2 separate regions of the Homo sapiens genome follow, and region 2 is linked to region 1. The links are chromatin loops, found by intact Hi-C in ENCODE. Cell type or tissue: mammary epithelial cell. All regions are shown on one strand. Each heading gives the region's core, and the rest is flanking DNA. Links, peaks and the distances in the headings are about the cores only.

What was found. Hi-C counts contacts between places; a loop is a spot of excess contacts. Peaks named below come from ENCODE experiments on the same cell type or tissue, not always from the same donor. Only the 100,000 strongest peaks of a DNase experiment are listed, where the experiment ranks them.
Region 2: it touches region 1 in a loop (10-fold over the local background); 2 of 110 quality-filtered maps call a loop at or near these places.

What each region holds. Positions count from the first base shown.
Region 1 is chr11:11,022,585-11,033,048 of GRCh38, forward strand. No RefSeq gene overlaps it. Among named protein-coding and RNA genes, the nearest start is that of LINC02752, 88 kb to the right of the region's middle. In mammary epithelial cell, for the core only: a CTCF peak has its summit at 5,685 (motif pointing right); DNase peaks (open chromatin) are centred at 2,707 and 4,867.
Region 2 is chr11:11,660,046-11,670,509 of GRCh38, forward strand. No RefSeq gene overlaps it. Among named protein-coding and RNA genes, the nearest start is that of MIR4299, 8.6 kb to the left of the region's middle. In mammary epithelial cell, for the core only: a CTCF peak has its summit at 5,859; no DNase peak of the experiment used is centred there; H3K27me3 peaks cover 1,034 bases.

The DNA.
Region 1 (10,464 bases), core at 912-8,911:
CATCATACCAGAGAACACTCCTTTCCTTAGACAGAACCTCTAACAAAGTCAAAGAACATTCATCCATCCATCCATCCATCCATCCATCTATCCATCCATCCATCCAACAATCCACCCACCCACCCACCCACCCATCTATCCATCCATCCACCCACCCACCCATCTATCCATCCATCCATCCATCCACCCAGCCACCCACCCATCCACCCATGCTGCCATCTACCTATGCATTAATCCATCTAAAAATCTGTTCAGTCATTTGTCCACTTACTCAATATTTATTGAATGCTTTCTATGCTTTGGTTGGAGATATGCCCCCTGCTAACAAGAAGACCACAGGAGGTGATGGCAAATACGGAAAAACCAACAGTCCTGGGGAACCTTGTTGGAGCACATTTAATCCAGTTGTTGTTGTTGTTACTGAAGTAGAGGAGACAGGCAGATAAGTCTTCCCGATGGAAGTGACACCAAAGCTGAGATCTGAAGGATAGTAAGAGTGTGTTATACTAAAGAGGATGTCTCCTGTGTTCATTCTCCTCTTGGGGTGGATGTAGCTGAGAGAATAAGAGAGCTTTAGAGTCCCAATTGAGGTTACTTTTTATGTGCTGTTAGTGCATTGGTGGCCCCTCCAGCCCTCACCTTGGTAGTTATGACAAATCAGAGAGTGTCCAGCAGATAGTGATCAGGGTGGTGGGAGGACACTTAAAGAAATTGGGAAAAGCTGTGAAACGAAGTGCTTGGTAAGTGGACAGATTCTATTGCATAAGATTAATGCTGCCTATTAATATTAGAAGGTATTAATAGCTGCCATTATGTTAGGTTTTTCATTTAATAGAATGTGTTATACCCACATCAGCAGGGCCGTGTCAGTGTGGGCTGTTGGCCAAGATGTGGGAATGGCATCATTATGTGTACCCAGACACGTAATGGTATTCTGCGTTGGGAATCTACTTCTATGATCTGATATAGGTTGTTAATTAATAAATGTATTACAGAAAAAGATGCCCAGCAGCAAACTGGTTACACTGGAGAATGGTTGGCCCAAATCCAAAGGATGAATGTCCTTTGAACATCATTTCATCCTCTGCTCCCTTTGTAGGCACCTGGAATTAATGCTGAGAAGAACTGATGTTTGCCTTAGCAAGGCATATACAGTGGCTTCAGCAGGCCTGGGCAGGGCCTGCAATTTTCAGACCGAGTGCTGCTGAGTTCAGCACACCATCTCTTAACTTTAAACTGTGTGTCCCTTATCCTTTGCAGCACCCTTGCACTATTGTTTCCCTTATGATATAAAAGTATTTGTGTGTATCCATGTCTTTAGTAACAATGAAAACCCATGAAAGGTAGCCCAAAAGGGGTTGTATGTTTCAAGAAAAATGGCAGAAAGCACAGTTCTTTGTGGGATTAAAAAGTATGTGTATGTATTTAATATAAACCAAGTGTGTCTGCATATAAAAGCTTGTCTACCTCCTTCGTTCATATAGCTCTCTTGGATTTTGTGGGTATTTGCTTCAGGACAGGCAGGAACTGTTCTAGGCAGTGGCCCAGAGCGAGCATTACTAACCTTGACTGTCATTCTGTCCCAGGTGGCATCCCCTCCTCAGATCCCAGCGCTGTCCATATACATGCTGGTCACATTTAAAGGGCCATGGATGGGGCTTAAGGGCAAAGCTCTAATATGTCAACAATTTCTTCTAACGGGATCTTGCTTCTCTTCTTTTGTATAGCTCAAGTCAGAAGTAATGTGATGTTTTATTGGGATGGCCTTGGTGTTTTGTTGTCTACACTTAATTATATCTAAAATAATTTGTTTTCTCTGTGGCCAGCAATGGATCTGTGAATTCACCAGTCTGGGTCCTGCCTCTCAGCCTTTGCCACTTCACAACTGGGGCCGGTGGATTTTCAGCTGCAGGCTTGGTCCTCCAGGCCTGTTTTTAATGGTTATGGTGGGAGGAGATCAAGATAACCCAGGGTTGAGCATTGGACTGTCCTGCTGCCTGGGTACAACTAAGTCTTACCTAGATCTGATGCTGGGTTTCTGCTTTTCCCTTCTGACAAAATGCTAGCCCTTGAGGACTTGCCTTGAGAACCTTCTAGGACTTTATGTTCTACTCCTGTTTAACACTACTGATCATTTCAGCATTCTTCAGGAGCATGGATTTTGAACAAGGAGGCCAGAACAAAGTAAAGAAGTTAGTCTAACCATTAGAATACATTAGACACACCCATTGACCAATGGGGGGCAAGTGCCACTGTATTAGAGAAATTGATGATGTAATATTCAGAGAATAATAAATAGTGCTTCCAGCTTGAATGATGCATAGTCTCTTTTTAGAAGAAAACAATGCTGACAAATAATTTTATTATCATAATTAATTTAAATATACACAGATGCTAAACTAAGTATAATCTTAAAAACATAACCCATGTATAAATTTAAGTATAAGCAATACTGTGTAAACATTAACATTTAACATAAAAGCTTAGACAAGCTTTTATGAATTTATAAAATACAAACAAATCCACAAAATCAATAGAATTAAGATTAATCTTTAATAGGATCAATGATGTTGGTTTGCTAAAACAAAATCATTTCTTGCCATGTGGATATGGTCCTGGGGCTATGGCACAGGTTTGTGTGAGTTGGCCACGACTCTGCTGAATGTGCTGCATGCCGCATGATGACTCAGTGTGTCTTCCATCTTCCTCTATCCTAAATATCATGACACTTTTGTTTCTACAGGATGCTGTGAGGTCATTTGTTCCTCACTTGTCAATGATCACATTGTTTGTGTTGAAGTCCATCACACTCATTTTTCACTAGTCTGAGAGAATTAAAGCAGTTCTATTTGACCCTTATGCTGTCATAAACACAAATCTACATGTGGACATAGAAATTCTGTGGTTTGAGTTGGTCATTCAGTTGACCCACAAGATATGAATATTGATTATTTTTATATTTTCATCAATATGAAAACAAATTAAAAAAACAATATCAGAATCTCATGAACTCAGAGAAAATGTCCAGTGGGCTTAGTTTGAGAAATACTGGCATGAAAAGCCCAATGGCATGACTAGCTCCCTGATATGGGGCAGGAATTGAGGGAAAGATCAGGGGCTTAAATTGCCAGAGGGTGACAAAATCAGTTTCTACCTGCTGTAATCTATATCCCAGCAAAGTTGGTCTGTTCTCAGATTTACTGGCAAACTGAGGCAACTTAATTGCTCATTCGCGTTCTGCTCTTCAACTATTATTCTGTATCTGGTATGGTGCTGCCATGCCTCTCTGATAGTGACCACTTGCCGTCCTGCCCAGTGGTAGGCTTAGGAATTAGGGGTCTAATCTGGCTGCTCATTGTCCAGAAGCACAGACTGGAAACTCTAGTCTGAAAAATGTTTATGCTATTCTAATATTTGAGTGTGTATCTGTATCATCAGGAGAATTTTAGATAATAGCCATTAGGAGGTCCCAAGAGAATGGCCTATATTTCTAGTTGTAAAGGGTCTTTTGGAGTAAAGAAGGAACACTGACCAAGGAAACGTTCAGACAACTACAAGGAATCCATGAGCTTGGTTGCCTTTTACAGGAGGGGCAGATAAAAAGGATATGGGCTGTAACTGGCTTTGATAACGCCCCAACCCAATGAAGAATTTTGAGTTGTTAAAACATGTTGTTTCTAGACTCCAAACACTGACCCACTTGGGAGAAAATGAGGCAGCATGGTACCAGATCTGTGGGATCTGTTCCCAAAATCCTATTGACAGGCTTGGTCCACTTGCAGGTCACCCTCCATGGTCTTTGGTCAACTTTTCTGTGGTCATCATAGCTTGATGGGACTTTCTCTGGCAGTTGTCCCATTCAAACCAGTTGTCCACAGCCTTGCCTGCTTCAAGAGTCCAAGGACCAAACCTCAAGGAGTACCTCAGATTGTTCCCCAAGTGCTGCCACTGACCTCATTTGGACTGACGATGCACTTAACAATTTGACTTTCCACTCTTATTTTTCCTGAAACTCAATACTCCCAATTGAGTTCTACTAGCTGTATTTGTGAAAAGTAATCACAAACATTTTTTTAGAATACAGTGAAATGTGAAGGAATGATTTATTGTGTACATGCATATGGCAGAATATGTGTAAGTGGTTATAGATCAGTTCTGGAATTAGACAGGCCTGAGTTTTAACTTAATCTTGCCACATAGGAGCTGTATGAACTTAGACAAATTACTTAATCTAAGATGTAGTTTTCTTATTCATAAACATGGATCATAATAACACCTATTTCATAGCGTTATTGAGAGGACTAAACGGGATAGCACAGTGTCTGGCACATAATTGGCACTCAACAAGTGGTAATTTATTATTATTAATTGAGCATTTATATATGCAGGCCTCTGGGTTAGGCCCAAGGGATGCAAAGATCTCCATCCTCAAGTAGCTCACAATAGATCTGAGTTCTTCCCAGGGGACACTCAGAAGGGGTCCAACAATCAGATTTGATGTCAAATCAACTGAATTTGCGACCAGAGTAAACAGAATTTCTCCTCATTGCCCGACCCTGATTAGGATGGGATTAATTGTATAGCCTGCGTTCTAGAATTAAACTGCATATTGAGGCTGAGAACATCCAGGTGGGGAGACGGGAGGTCAGCAAGTCCAGTTTCCACAATTTTATGGTTCAGACTTGGCCTAATTTGGCCATTCTGGGAAGTCTTAGAATGGCAGCAGAGAGGCTCCTCAGCCCTTGTTGAGAGATGCTAATGAAGAATTTGTGTCTCACCAATGGCTACTGCATGAGAAAGCTAGAAGGAACCTCAGGCCATCGTTTCTTACTAATGGTCAAAAACATATGCCTCAAGCATGATTCATAAAGATATCATTTTAGTCTTTGCCTCCTTATTTCTGAGTCAGTACACAAATAGCTTGTTTTCTGAAGCTTCAGGGAAGCCCAGATTGACACATTAGCCAGGGAGTAATGTGCCTTCTTTCTGGGCTGGCTGTCCATAATGCATTCAAATCCAGAAAAAAAGTAGGAATTTGTTCAAAATTTATCAATTGGGCCATTTTCTCAATGACAAACAGATGGCTCCTTTGAGTTATTCAGAGGGAGAAGATTTTTTTTTCCTTTTGTTCATCTCAGTTTTTATGGTTTAAAAGAATTAGTGTTTAATCCCAATTCTAAAATTGTTAATTAGTTTGTATTTGCTTCACTAAATCTGTTAAATAGATTTTTATCACTTTAGCTATATCTCTCTGGCAGCATCTGGTGTCAACTTTGCAGAAATAATGTTGGTTTTACAGCCAAAAATCAGAGGTTAAACCTCCAGGACTACAGATGTGACAGCATTAAAGGGAAATTCATCACCCCCAAAGCTTTCATTCCCATATAGTTTAGAATCAGCCCAAACATGAACCAATGTTCTTTTTTCCCTTTCATTCTCCAGGAGCACTGTGGCTCAGTTCCTTTTTGATTTATGAGTGTGGTTGTTGCTGATGAGATCTCCCAGGGAGACCTCAATCTGCCCCAGCTAGAGGCTTGGAAAACAGTGGAGGATCTTCTTGCTCAACCCCCTTTCTGTTGCTTTCAGGGGATTCCATCCAGGGCTAGGGCTATCCATCAATTCATTTGACAATGGGCATGTATGAGGTGAGGGCTGTGCGGGTACAAGCTCTGTAGTGTCACCTGCCGGCAGGGGGCACAATAGGGCAGAGCAGCAAAACGAAGGCAGTGTATGTTACAAACGAGCTACTCTGAACTCAAATCAGTGCACCTGGGGGAATAATTAAATGAAAGACAGCAAATCATCATAAAGGCTGGGGAATTTGAGTAACAGGGAAAACCTGTTGGGCAGCAATCAATTTAGGTCTCTGTGGTAGGCTGAATAGTAGCCCCTAAAAATATCTACTTCTGAATCCCCAGAACCTGTGAATGTTACTTTATAATATGGCAAAGGGTATTTTGCAGCTGTGATTAAGCAGCTTGCAACGGGGAGATTATTCTGGGTTCTTTGAGTGGACCCTAAAGGTAATCATGAGTGTCCTGATAGGAGAGAGGCAGAGGGAGATTCCACAGAAGAGGAGAAGGTGATATGATGGTGGAAGCAGAGATTGAATTGATGAACTTTGAAGATGGAGGAGGAGGCCACAAGCCAAGGAAGACAGACAGGCACCAGCCGCTGAAAGAAACAAGGAAACAGATTCTCCTTTCAAAGCCTCTGGAAGGAATTAGCACTGTCAACACCCCAACTTTAGCCCAGTGAAATTGGTTTTTGGGCTATGTACTACCAGAACTGTGAGAGAATAAATTTGTGTTGTTTTAAGTCACCATAATAATGGTAGTTTGTTGCAGTAGGAATGAATACAGTATCTTTTCCTTGCTTAATGCCAAAGAGTTCCACTGCAGCTGCCAGAGGTATTTTACAGGGCCAAGAGGAGATAGCAGGGATCAGCATAGTGCATTGACTTCTTCAAGAAGAGCTCCTTCTTCTGAAGTCCATCTGTAATACAGGTGTGGGCAGCTGCAGCCTGAAGCAGAAATGGGACTAGCAACTGGGAAGCCCTGTGTGATTGGCGAAGAACGTTTCTGAGTGTCATGGACCCTAGGCAATAGCAGACAGTGTGAGAATTCTCTGCAATTAACATATTTGCATAAATATTAGGAAGAGGCCTGATTAGCACAGTGAGCGTGACTCAGAGGAAAGTGGAGGGCAGAGGTGATCAGGGAAGAGGCTCTGAAGAGGGGTGAGGACAGAGATGCCACCCTAGGCACATCCAATGCTCTGATGGAGAGGGACTGGTTGTGAACAGCTAAGTTGCTATGGCCTTGCCCTTCAGATGTAGCTGTGGACAGTGGGAGGGGAATCTGTGGGCAGACCTCTGGAGCTACCATCCCCATTTCACTCAAATGACTCCAATTTTATTTGTTGGACACATTGGGCTTCCAGGTGGAATTTCACTTAAGAAAAAATTTTACTGGTGGAAAAAGATTTTGGGGGGTAAATTTTAATTTTGATACAATTTTACATGTACAGAAAATTGCAATAGTACAAAGAATTCCCATTTACCCTTCCCTCAGATTCACCAAGTTTGCATTTTGGCCTATTTGCATTATCATTTGTTCTAAGTATTAATGTTTTTTTTCCTGAACCATTTGAGAGTAAGTAGGCATTATATTCCTTTACCTCCAAATATATCAGTGTGTATTTTATTAGAACAGGACATTTTGTTATATAACCATGGTACAATGATGAAAATTGGGAAATTTAACACTGACAAAATGCTGTCATCTAATCTTCAGCCCAAATCCAAATTTTGCCAATTGCCTTTATAGCAATTTTCCCCCCGGTCCAAGATTTGATCCAGCATTGCATTTATTTCTCATATCTCTCCAGTCTGCTTTAATTTGGAATATTTCCTGAGCTTTTGACCTTGACATTTTTGAATAGCACAGGTCAGTAATTTTGTAAATTGTCCCTCAGTTTGGGTTTGTCTAACATTTCCTTATGATGAGATTCAGATCTTGCATTTGAGCTTGAAACTCACAGATGTATGTTGTGTCCTTCTCAGAACATGGTATTTGAAGGCACATGTGGTTGCTTTGTCTCATGGGTGATGGTGGCATTGATCCCTTGGTTACATTGTTGTCCTCCAGGTTTCTTTACTGTAAGTTATAATTTTCCCCTGTGTAATTAATAAGTAATTTTTGAAAGATACTTTAAAACTAGGCAAATATCCTGTTCCTTATTGAATCATCACCCACTAGTTTTAGCACCCACTGGTAATTCTTACTTGTGTCAAAAGAAAAAATTACAACAAATTTAGTTTAAAGATTGAATTGACTTCCATTTGCCATTCCAGAATCAGGCAACATCTCATTAAGAATGACTGTTCTAATGAGCTGAGCAGAGGAGATTGACTTTATAGGCTGAAAAGCACTGAAGAAAGCAGAAACAGAGAATAAAAAGTGGATTGGTTGTTTCAAAGTTGCTCTCGTTATGGGGTTAAAACAGAGGGGACTTCCTTATGCCGACTCAGGTAGACTAGAATCTCTTGTTTTTTGGAAAACTTGCCTATTTCAAAGTTCAGTTTGATGGCATGGCACTCAGCACAAAATTTCCATTCTGGTTTGGTCTGGTCTACTTGGTCCTGATGCAGGAGGCTCGTCCAAAACAGGAGCCTCCCATAAACTTTGTTTAACTCTTGAATCTATAATAACTGTGATGATTGCAAAATGGCGATTTATCTAACTCCATCATTTTTTCTACATTAATTTGTTGGCATAATTCTAAAAGAAAGATCTTTCTCTTATCTCCCACTTGTTTATTCACTTATTTAATTATATCAGCATACACTCATAGATTCTTATTTTATTCAATGAGTTTTTTTTTTTTTTTTTTTTTTGAGATGGAGTTTCACTCTTGTCCAGGCTGGAGTGCAATGGCATGATCTTGGCTCACTACAACCTCCACCTCCCAGGTTCAAGTGATTCTCCTGCCTTAGCCTCCCAAGTAGCTGGGATTACAGGCACGCACTACCACGCCAGGCTAAGTTTTGTATTTTTAGTAGAGACGGGATTTCACCACGTTGGCCAGGCTGGTCTCAAGCTCCTGACCTCAGGTGATCTGCCCGCCTTGGCCTCCCAAATTTCTGGGATTACAGGTGTAAGCCACTGCGCCTGGCCTTCAATGAGTTTTAAGTCATTATTATTGCTATGTATTTTGATGTTCACATTGACCCAGATTTGGCCAGGAGAAGCCCCTTCAAACTGGCCTTTATGTTTTTTGATGTGCTGCTTCTTCTTCATTTTTTTTTTAAGCACTTTTTTACTTTTAAGATATCCCAGGTCCTTCTTGGCTCAAACTTGCAATCAGCCATTTCTTCAAGAAACCCTCAAATTATTGTAAGAAACAATGTTTAGAAGACCTGGGCCGGCATGGTGGCTCATGCCTGTAATCCCAACACTTTGGGAGGCCAAGGTGGCCAGATTGCTTGAGCTTCGGAGTTCAAGACCAGCCTAGGCAATGTGGCATATCCCATTTCTACAAAAAATACCAAAATTAGCTGGGTGTGGTGTGCCTGTAGTCCCAGCTAGTGGGAGGCTGATTATATCTGTAAATCCAGCACTTTTGGAGGCCGAGGTGGGTGGATCACCTGAGGTCAGGAGTTTGAGACCAGCCCATCTACCCTGTAGGGAACCATTCTCATTAGTTTCTGGCTTATCTTTTCTCAATTTCCTTTCACAACTAAGTAAGCAAATACATGTAATTTTCTTATTTCCTCTTCCTACACAAAAGGTAGAATATTACGTATACTCTTTTGCACTTTGCTTCTTCACTTACAAGATATTTCCTGGAAATCACTCCACATTGCTTCATCTTCATTCTCTTTTACCACTGCATAGCACTGCATTGTGTGGATATAATTTAGTTTATTCAATAAATCTATCTATGAGCATTTAGGTTATTACCAATATTTTGCAATGACAGATAATACTGCAGTGAATAAACTTGTACATATATAATTTTGTATTTCTGCAGGCTTATTTTTAGAGTAAATTCCTAGAAGTGGGATTTCTGGAACAAAAGGTAAATGCATATATAGTGTTGTTAAATACTGCCAAATTCCTTCCCATAAGGCTGTATCATTTTGCATTCCTACCAGCAATGTGTAAGAGTGTCTGTTTCTCCTCAGCCTTGCCAACATAGAGTGTTGCCAAGTTCTAAAATTTTTGCTTATTATTCATAGGTGATAAATGTCATTTCACTGTAGTTTTAATTTGCATTTTTCTTATAATGAATTGAACAACTTCTCATAAGTGTTTAGGGGCATTTTATATCTTTTTTAGGTAAATTGTTTGTTCGTGACTTTTGCTCATTCTTTTTTATTTCTTTTCCTTTTTCTTTTTTAGAGATGGAGTCTATCTATGTCATCTAGGCTGGTCTCAAGCTCCTAAGCTCAAGCAATCCCTCCCGTCTCAGGTACTCCTCATAAGCAGCTGGGACTACACGCATGTTCTACCATACTTGGCTTTATTCATTTTTCTATCAGGTGTTTTTGCCTCTGTTTTTGGCCCTCACTTTTTTTTTTTTTTGAGGCGGACTCTCCCTCTGTCTCCCAGGTTGGAGTGCAGTGGCGCGATCTTGGCTCACTGCAAGCTCTGTCTCTTGGGTTCACGCCATTCTCCTGCCTCAGCCTCCTGAGTAGCTGGGACCACAGGCGCCCACCACCAGGCCCGGCTAATTTTTTTGTATTTTTAGTAGAGACGGGGTTTCACTGTGTTAGCCAGGATGGTCTCGATCTCCTGACCTCATAATCCGCCCGTCTTGGCTTCCCAAAGTGCTGGGATTACAGGCGTGAGCCACCGTGCCCAACCGGCCCTCACTTTTTAAGATTTCCTTGTGTATTATAGACATTAGAACTTCAATTGTGATATATGTTGCAGATATTTTTCTAAAACTTTTGTTTAA
Region 2 (10,464 bases), core at 928-8,927, 640 kb after region 1:
TCTCAAAGAAGGGATTCTCTTCAAGATTGCAACAGAGAAACCCTATCTGAGTTTCCAGCCTGCTGCCCTGTGGAATTCAGACTCATGACTGCAGCATCTACTCTAATCTGAGTCTCCAGGCTGCCAGCCTGCCCTACAGGCCTATAGATCTCTGATTTGTCAGCTCTTACAATCACGTGAGCCAATTCCTTCAAATAAATCAAACTCTGTGTGTGTGTGTGTGTGTGTGTGTGTATGCATATATATATGCATATCTCCTGAAGAAGCCTAACTAATACAGTATTGAAACACTGCATTCTGGAATGCAATGGGAATGGGTGAGCTGGGGATTTTGTTTGTATCCAACCTGTATAGACAGGCACCTTGCTTAACTAAGATACTTTCAAATCCAATCAAAGCTCCTGATCAAAGGCAGAGGCAGGGTCAGTCTCCAGGCCCGCTAAGCCCTAGTAATGTAGGAATTGAATTTCAGTGGTGTCCTGGAATCAGACCAGGCTGGCGGGGGAGTCAGGAAGGGAGGCTGCAGCTCAGTGCTCCTGCAGCCACCTCCTGCTCTGCTCACTGGTTCTGAACAACCTGGTCCCATGAGGCAGCAGGCCAGCCCCAGAAGTCACTCTCTGATGGGGAGGGAATTTACACTGTGACAGACCAGGCTCCCATGGGCACAGAGCCTAGGCAGGACTGAGCCCAACGGTGGCTAGTGCTGAAAGCTGCCAGCTGGGGAGGCCTGGAGACCATGGGCCGGCACAACTGGATGGGGTTCCCACTAACATCCACACATGGCAGACAGAGCCTGGAGTCAGCTTAACCCAGAGTGGCTGCCCTGTGAGTGACAACAAGCAGGATAGCTGTGGCCAGAATCATGACATGACTTCTGATGATTCTCTCTTTAAGACTTGGTTTCCTCATCTGGAAAAGGGGGCTAATAATACCTGGGAGCTGTGCAGTGAGAATTAGAAAGGGTAACATCGTGTGGAACCACCAGGCCCATAGCTTATGCCCAAAAGTGTTCGATTCCTTCTTCTTTTCTTAGGAAGAAATCAGAGATCCTATCATGAGGAGTGACTTCAGCAGGCACTGGAGCCATTTAACTCTGTGACCTTGGACAAGTGACTTTACATCCTCCATGCCTGCCCCTTCATCTATGAAATGAAATATCTACCATAGAATTATCGTGTAGACCAGTGGAGACAGCCCATGCAGGTAGAGCACTTAGCGGAGTAAGCTCTCGGTAAGTGTTAGAAAAAGAAGGCTGTCAACCTCCTGCTCTTCAGGAGGAAACAGCAACAACCAGGGCAGATTTAATCTGCTCTTATGATATGGTAGGACAGAGGAGAAGCAAATGGCAGTGCTATGATTTTCAGGGTGGTGCCGGCTCTTCCCCTGCCTGGTCAGCGTGAGTGTTGGCCTCCTGCTGAAGCCTTCAGCCTAGAATATTGCACTTCGCCACCTGTCACCCAGGCTCATTAGTCCGAGGCAGTGAGCGGATGTGCCTAATGACAGACGCAGCCCTGTGTGCAGAATGCGAGGCCCTGAGGCTGGTTCCAAACACATGGTGCACTCAAAGAATGGAGCCAGCCTGGCCAGTCCATTCTCCAGACTGGAAAGGGAGGCCTGGGGCTCTGGACAGATGGCTCTTACCTCTTTTGTCTCGCTCAGCTTGGGAGGAAGCATCTTCCTGTGATTGGAGCACATTTTCTTGCCCTTCTTCAACAAATGGGTTAAGGTTAAGAAATCCTCCTGGTTTGGAATATGTAGGGAGGGGAGGTGCAAGTTATAAGCACATCTGCCTCCCGAGGGGGATGGGTCCTTTTCAATGACAATCCTTCATGAATAATCAAAGGTATGCAAAGGTGGCCAGAAGGAGCTCCATTGAGAGGAGAGGCCACTAAAGAAAGCAGAGAGGGGAGAAAAAGGTTGAGAAGCAATACTCCCAGTTGATGAAAGAACTAATGAACATTCTAGGATCAGGACATCTAACACCCAATTTTAAGCTATGTATCTTTCTTATTTATTCAAGTCTTCGATAGAGTCTGCTATACACACAAATCAAATCCATATGTGAATTTGTGTGTGTGTACATTCAGAAAAGGGGTGAGTTCCACCTCTGAGTAAACATGGTGCAGACATAAAGCCACAAGGGATCACAGAAACCTTAGAGAGGAACTGGACCTTCCACAATCATGGAATCAAGTCTTTCTTATTCCAAGCTTAAGAGATAAGGAGATCCCAGCTGACATCTGGTACACCAAATATGTAAACCAGGTTTAGTCGGACGATCATCTAACAGAGCGCTGGTCCTGCAAACTCTGCTCCATCTATCAGAGAGATGAAGTTTTTTAGCAGCCACTCCCTTTGCTCAGCCTTGCCTCCTTCAGTTCTTGCTTTCCAAGGCAAACAGCTATGTCTAGAAATGAAAGCATTTGTGGGGAATGCCGTGCACCCTATATTTGCAGGTGAAAATCAGACTTGTCCCCTGCAACACTCCCAGGATTCCAAGGACAGAATGCCTGGAGTCAGTCGTACCAGGCTTTCTATACCCTCTAGCCTCGCCTTCCTCTTGCAACAAAAAGACTCACTTGGAATTGATCTACACTGTTGCCTTGCAAAGTAACTAGCAGCCCATAATGTTTTTGGAATTATCTCTGTGTGGCCCTTGCTTCTCCATCCATCCCCACCACCTCCACAAGTAACACCCTCCTGCCTGCTGTGATGTGGAGGGCTGGGACTTTCCTCAGCGGGTAGTCAATTCTTACTTCCTGGTTTTAAATTAACCACATTGTAAAAATCCCAAAGCCCAGAAAGCTAATAATTATAATAATAAAATAATAACAGCAAACAGATATTGGATACCCAGTCTATGACAAGCACTTTGCCAGGCTCTTTGCCCAAACTGTTAACACCTCATTCTAACAGCAACCCTATGCAGTAGGTGCTATATGACTATTCCTATTTTCCAGGTGAGGAAACTGATAAAATTCAGAATTTGGTAATATATTTTGACCTACTTGACATCAGCTTTCACTTTAATTATTTCTTTTTTTTTCAAAAATCATTTATTGAATACCCACTGTGTGCCAATATGGTAAATCTTATTATTCCTATGAGGAAACTGAGCTCAAGGTGGTGAACTGAAATCATCCAAGAGTGCTTAGCTAGTCCATGGCTGATCCCCATGACTGTGCCTCAGGACTGGATCTATGAGGAACTCTGAGTTATAAGCCTGCCCATGGTCCACTTTCATTAGAATTTCAAGCCTAGAGGCCAGGCACAGTGGCTCACGCCTGTAATCCCAGCACTTTGGGAAGTCAAGGGAGGTCAGGACTTTGAGACCAGCCTGATCCACGTGGAGAAACCCCGTGTCTACTAAAAATACAAAATTAACCAAGCATGGTGGCACATGCCTGTAATCCCTGCTAGGCAGGAAGGCTGAGGCAGGAGAATCGCTTGAACCCGGGAGGCGGAGGTTGTGGTGAGCTGAGATCGCATCATTGCGCTCCAGCCGGGGCAACAAGAGAGAAACTCAAAAGAATTTCAACCGTAGGAAAGACTTCCAGAATGTGGTACAAACAACATTGGCAGGAAAGAGGGGTGGAAATACACCAGACAATAAGAAAGTCAGGGGCTTCCCAAGTTCCACATATTCAGTTCAAGAGAATAAAGGAATCATTCAATTTCAAGGTTTAATTAAGTTTCTTTTTTTAGCAGATTTTCAGGACCATACCAAATCCCAGGCCAGATTTCACTCTTCCTATCACCAATCGCCCTGGAAGCCGACTCCTTAATAGCTGGAAACACAGTTTCTGCATGTCTGCATTTGATCTTTCCCCCATGGCAGAAAATCAAGGGCCCTGTGCGGCTGGTGCAGTAAGTCAGCAGCCCACCTGGGCCAGGTAGGAGGAGAGGGAGCAGTGGCCAGCCAAATAGGAATGGGGATCTCACTCTGCCCATGAGGCTGGCCAAAAAGGGGTGGCAAAAGGAGCTGAACAGTATCTCAAAGCTCAGCTATCTGAGGCTCGGCAATGCTTTCCAGATACAAGAAAGACGAGCTCTCTGCCTCTATTACAGGTGGGAGGGGCAGCCATCCCCTCACATTTCAGGACCACTCAGAGGTGCTAAAGGATTTGTGGTGAGATAAAGCCAGGAGACTTTACTGCGACCTCCCCCTCTGTGCCAACCCACAGCAATGTGAGCTCAAAAGTCACAGCAACAGATCAATGACAGCTAGTTCCATACTAGTGCCGCATGCTTCACACATGGTCCCTCATGAAAACCCCACCATGGCCCAAAGAGGGTGGCCGTGTCACTGGGATAGCCCCAGCCTCATCCAAGCAATTGGAAAAACTTTTAACAGATCTTCTTTAGCATCTTTATCTATAGACACAGCTGCTTAAAGAAATCAGATAGCCCAGATGCCACAAGAGTCTCGTGACCCCTTGCAGAATGCCAGGAGTTAAGACCCAAAAGAAACCGGTGCAAACCAGAACAGGTGACCTCCAGTTACATTTAGGTCATGAATATATCATTACAGCTCTAAACTCCCCTCCCCAAAAGAAGACTGCTGCCATTTGGTGTACATGTGCTAGATGAAGAAGCACATTCAGGGACTGTGCCTGTGCGTCTGGAGTTCCACCCTGTGCATCCCAACTTGCCCTCCCCCATCTACCTCTTCAAACTCCCTGGCTTTGCATCACTCAGGGGAGGTGCCTTTAGAGAATGGGCTCCTCTTCTCCATTCTTTGGCCATTGGAGTGGCAGACCCAGGATTGGAGGCATGGTCCATCTACTGGCAAATGTTTACCTATATGTGGCTTAGCCTCCTTCTGGGCTCTGATTCCACCTGCCACCCTCCAAATCACCCTAGACACAGGAATGTGTCCCCTCCCTTAACACTTCAGAGACCAGCTCTCCCACATGTACCAAGGAAACTGTAGCTTACTCTCCTTTTTGCCCAAGGTTAGGTGTTTCTCAGCCTCAACAACTGTGTCAAATACCTAGTTTTTACAGGCAACTTCTGGTGTCCTCCTCCATTATTGAGCATGAGGAAAACAAGATTTTTTTTTTTTTCATCTGGGGGCCCAGGAGGTAAGGCTTCTCTCAGTCTCAGCTTCTCTGCTCTGCAATGCCATCGGTCCCCAAATTCTGGCAAAATAAGTCCTGCTGGAAGAAGCCTCTGCTCCTTACCTCCAGCCAGGAACTGCCCCTGTGTGTGAGACCCATGGGTTGAAGAGACCCCTGGCAAATGGTCCTCCTGACCTTTCTCAGGAGTGAGAAGTGATACACTTCCAAGGTGAGCTCCTGGATAGTGAATTCACACCAAGGTGACAGGAAAAACTTCCCAGCTGTGGAAAAGAAAAATAATGCCTGTGGCTTGAGGGATGGGGAGGCAGTGATGGAAGCTCCCAGAATGCTGTCCTCACTGGGTAGACTTTTGCTCTAAGTGCTCCTTCAGTATGAAGGTGACACAGGAGGCAGGACTCTACTCTGGAGGCAGGGCTCGGACATGGGACCAAACTGAGGAATAGCTAAAACAGGATCAGGCTGAAAGCAGTTTTCCATAAGACACACCCACCAGTGTGCCATGTCAGATTACTATTGTCATGGCAACATCCATAAGTTACTGCCCCTTTCCACAGCAATGACCCAGTGACCTGGAAGTTACCACCCTCATCCTAGAAATTTCCACAAAACTACCCCTTGGTCTTCATATATTAAAAGTGGGTATAAATATGACTGCAAAACTGCCTCTGAGCTGCTATTCTTGGCACACTGCCTATGGAGTAGCACCACTCCACAAGGAGCAGTACCTCTGCTGCCATACACTGCTGCTTCAACAAAAGTTGCTGTCTAACACCACCCGCTGGCCCTTGAATTCTTTCCTGGGTGAAGCCAACAACCCTCCCAGGCTAAGTCCCAATTTTGGGGCTTGCCTGTCTTGCATCAAACAGATTTAGTATGCACTGCCAGAGATTGGGTGGTAATGAATTCCTTCTCCTAGCAGGTGGGCTACTGTTACACTGGCATTTTAGGCATTTCCATTAAAATGTTGCATCCACTAACAAATACTTCCCAAAATGTATCACTTGCAACCACGTGAGCTCAGGGGACAGAGCTGAGAAACCTGGAGCCTTACAGATGCCTGACTTAGTACAGCCACCAACTATCAGCCCAGAGCCAGACCCAAACTTCTCAGAGCGGCCAGCAGAAATTCAAGAGCAAAAGAACACACAAAAAAATTCTGAGATCTTTTTGAAGAAATGATTCTTCAGAATATAGGACAACCAAAAGCTGGATAAAGAAGGAAGGTAGTAAAGGAAGTTCCATTGTTGGGACAAAGAGGACGTCTCTGATGCACAAATAATGCTGCTGATATTTGTGTCCTAAACCAATGGAGAGCTACATTTTTATTTTTTGCACAGACTAACACGGGGGGTTTGGAGGGTTATTAAATATTTATGAATTTATTTTTTCACATTCAAAATGAAAATAGCTCTCTTGAATCCTATGGGAAAGAATATATATCTTCTCATTGTTGTGCAGAAATGTGTTAGTGTGAGAACTGTGCTTTCGACCATTCAAAAAATATAATATCTGGGCATATTTGAAAGGGAACAACAGAAACAGCCTTCATATTTGTTATGCCTTAGAATTGTTTAGGGCTGTAGAGTTCACATGGTGCATTCACTGCTCTTTCTCCGCATGGGTACCTACGGAGCCTAGGGAAAGCACAAGATTAAAGACGGAATTTTGCAGAGATGTGGAGGTGGGACTCCTTTTAAAATGCAAGGATCCTTGAGAAGGAACAAATGAACAAGTTCAGCAAGCTCTTCTCATATCCCGTAGGTGAAGCTTCCGGTCTTTAATGCCTTGAGCATGGAGGGATGGAGATGGGAAGTTTGAGGGAATGTTAGGAAAACACTGCCTACCTAAAACAATGGGTTTGAATTTTGAGTTACTCCCTTATACTTATCCCACCCCTAGGCATTGTAAATAAGGGGTCCAAGAACTTTTAAATGATGGTAGCCTTTAATCTGCAGATGTATACTGGTGATGCTCATGTATTCATTTTTTCATGTGTGTGGTTGTTGAAGTAAATTATCACAAACTCGGTAGCCCAAAAGAACAGAAATTTATGCTCTCGCAGTTCTGGAGGTTGCAAGTTCATAGTCAGCATCACTGGGCCAGAATCAGGGTGTTAGCAGAGCTCCCTCCAGAGGTCTAGGAGAAAATCTACTCCTTAGCTTCTCCTACTACTTCCTTGGCTGCTAGCATTCCTTGGCTGATGGCCACATCACTCCAATCTTGGGTTAACATCCCCAAATCTCTCTCTGCTCCGTCTTCCCATCTCCTTCACTTCTCCACCTTTGACACCAGAGGATGTCACATCTCCCTCTGCCTTCCTCTTGTAAGAATACATGTGATTGCATTTCAGACCCACCCAGATAATCTAGGATAATCCTCCATCCCCAAATCCTTAACTTAATCACACCTGCAAAGACATCCCCCTCCCCCGATTTTTGCCATATAACATTCTTAGGTCCTGGGGATTAGATATCTTTTGGGGGAGCTATTTTCAGCCAACCACACCCCAGTTGGTTGTGGTAGAAAACATTACTTTAAAAAAGGAGTTAAGATCCCTTTTCTACTCATGTTATGGAAGGGAGGAAGGAGAGACAGAAACTGGGGAATAGGCATGTGCTGGCAGTACAGTCAGAGGCCAGACTCTGTAAATAAGAGAACAGGAGAGCTGGATCCAGGGAGAAGATGGAGAATCAGACCTTCTAAGAGAGTTCCCATTCAGGAACCAGTATGTAAGAGGTAGATGGGAGGAGTTTGGATTCTTGGGGCTAGAGAAGCTTGGAGAGGAGGGTCAGTGGCCTCTATGCAATCAGGGAACAGGCCTGGGACACAGATAGAGAATGGATCCATTGCCATGACAGCTTGGGCTTAGATTAAAGATATATAAGAAAGAATTATATTCAACCCTTCTGAGCATTTGACACAGGTCGTCCTCACGCTTGAATCACTCCCTTCTGGCTCTCCCACTTCTCTGATTGTCCCCTCTAAGTCTCTGCCTTTAGCTCCAACTGTCCACAGCAGTAACCTGCTCCTAAGGTACCCACTGTGGGCTCTTTTTCCATCCTTGATTCACTTCCTGCACAATAAATAGGGTGAGACAGTAGGTGTTAAAAGCACTGGCACTGAAGTCCCACTGCCTGGATTTCAATTCTGGCTGTACCCACTCCTGTAGGTGTGGTCTCAGACAAGTTACTTATGGGCTGTACCACTGAGCTTTAGAATCTTCTCGTGTAAAATGAGGACAATAGGGTTGTCTGAGGAGCTAACAAGATAAAGCATGCAGTTAGCTGGCAGCTCGTGGATGGTGCCCACTGCTATTCTTGTTGGTTTTGCGTGCTGGCTTGCTTGTTTCAGCTCTCCAGCTTATCTCCCTTGTACATCTGAGCCCACAGAGGGTGCTGGCTGGCTATAGTGTGGAGATGGGCAGAACTGGAAACAAGAGGAAGGGGAGAAAAGCTGGGTGCCCAGGCTGTCATGAGATGGAAAATAAAAACATCTTTCTTCTTTTCACCTGTGGGCAGAAGAGCAAGGAGAAATGCTGGGACTGTGCCTGGTGTTGGTCAGGGGCAATAAATAGCTACTTGGGCAGCCCCCAGGCTGACTTTGCTCCAATCCTGCAGCCAGCAAGCGGCCTCTATAACTGTCTGACCCCTCAGCTTCCAAGTTCTCTGGGACCATGGGGAAGATGGAGGGGCTTCAACCAAGGCTGCACAGAGTGGAAAAACTGGACGCGTGGAGAAAAGCAGGAGCAAGAATTATTTAGTGGGAGAAGAGGCAGCTGAGGAGCAATTTAATAACAGCTTTTGAGGCTCCGAAGAGTTATTAGATAGAAATTGGTGACCAGCTGGTCCCTCTCTGCTCAGAGCACGGGGCCAAAGGAAATGAGTTTACATTCTGTAGGAGGAGATGCTCAGGTTAGATAAAAAGGAAAAATTCTTCCTGTCAAGGTGGAAATGGGCTGTTACAGGAACTGCAGCAAACACCTTGGGTGCATTCAGGCTGTTGCCAGGAAGACGGGTCTTCTGAGCCCCTAGGGATGCCTCTGTCCAGGCCAGGGCTCCTGGTAGTAGGTTCCCAGTTCCCCTAAATGAGAAAGTTCTCTTTCACTTTTCCTATGGCCAGAGAGTGCTTTTTCCCAGCCAGTGCAGTGACTGCTTCTTCTCCCCTACTCCTGACCCCATCCCACCTCCTACCCCCAGGAACAAAATCCTAGGAACTGTGTTGAGAATAATGGGCTCTCCTATTGGGAGTGTGATGGACGGTGAGTCATGCAGATATTTCCTCTTTTCTTTAATGACCAAAAGCAGAATGCCCCCAAACACCACATGAATGCACAAGAGACTTATGAGTAGCCCTATGCCTTCTCTGAGATGAGCTTTCTCTATTTATGAGAAAATGTGTTTTCTCTTCTGGAATACAGAATGACAAAATCAGCTGCAAGTGGCTGGACCTGGTCCCCTTGTCTCATTCATTAAACAGACATTTATGGAGTGCCTGGTCTGTGTTAGGCTCTGCTCTATGCACAGGCTCAGCATGGGAGCAGAAGGCAGCGGGATCAGCAGCTTGTAAAACAAATCAGCTCCGTGTAGCAGTGAGAATCAGAGAGCAGGATCGTCTCTTCTCACAAACAGAAGATGCTGGCCTTGTGCATTTTTCCCAGAGGTGCAGTCACCCACACGACCTAATATTTAGCTCTTACTCTGTGCCAGGCCACATGTTTACATAAATAGTGTCTCATTTAATCTTCAATCTTCATGAGCTCATATTGAGGTCACTGTTATTAATTCCCTGACAAAATAATATTATCAACCTCATAGGGTCATAGCAAGTTAAACAAGTTAATATAGTAAAGCTTGCCTGGCTCCTAGCAAGTCCCATATAAGTATTAGCTATTATCATTACCACTGCTGCTATTATTATTATTCAGAGACTAAATGGTCTCTCCAAGTTTGCACAGCTTGTAAGGCAGAGCCAAGTTTTGAACCTGTGCTTATCTGACACCAAAGCCCATGACCTTTCTGTCCACCTACCATACATGAAGATACCACACACAGCAGGCAAAAACACAGGCTCTGAGAGTCAGACAGACAGATCTAGATTTGAACCAGCTTTGTCATTTACTAGCTGTGTGACCTTGGGCAAATCACTTTGCCTCTCTGAACTTCAGTTCATGAATCTGTAAATGAGAATAATAATAGTACCTACGCCCAAGGTTAATTTTAAGAATTAAGTGAGGTAAGACATGAAAGCTCTCAGTAAGTGCTAAATACGTTTAATTATTATTGCTATCATCAGCCATTGAAAGGCCAGGCAAAGACATAATTCATCAAACAAAAACTCTACACTGGGAAAAAGGAGGTAGGCTGCTTTGAGCTTCAGGTCATCT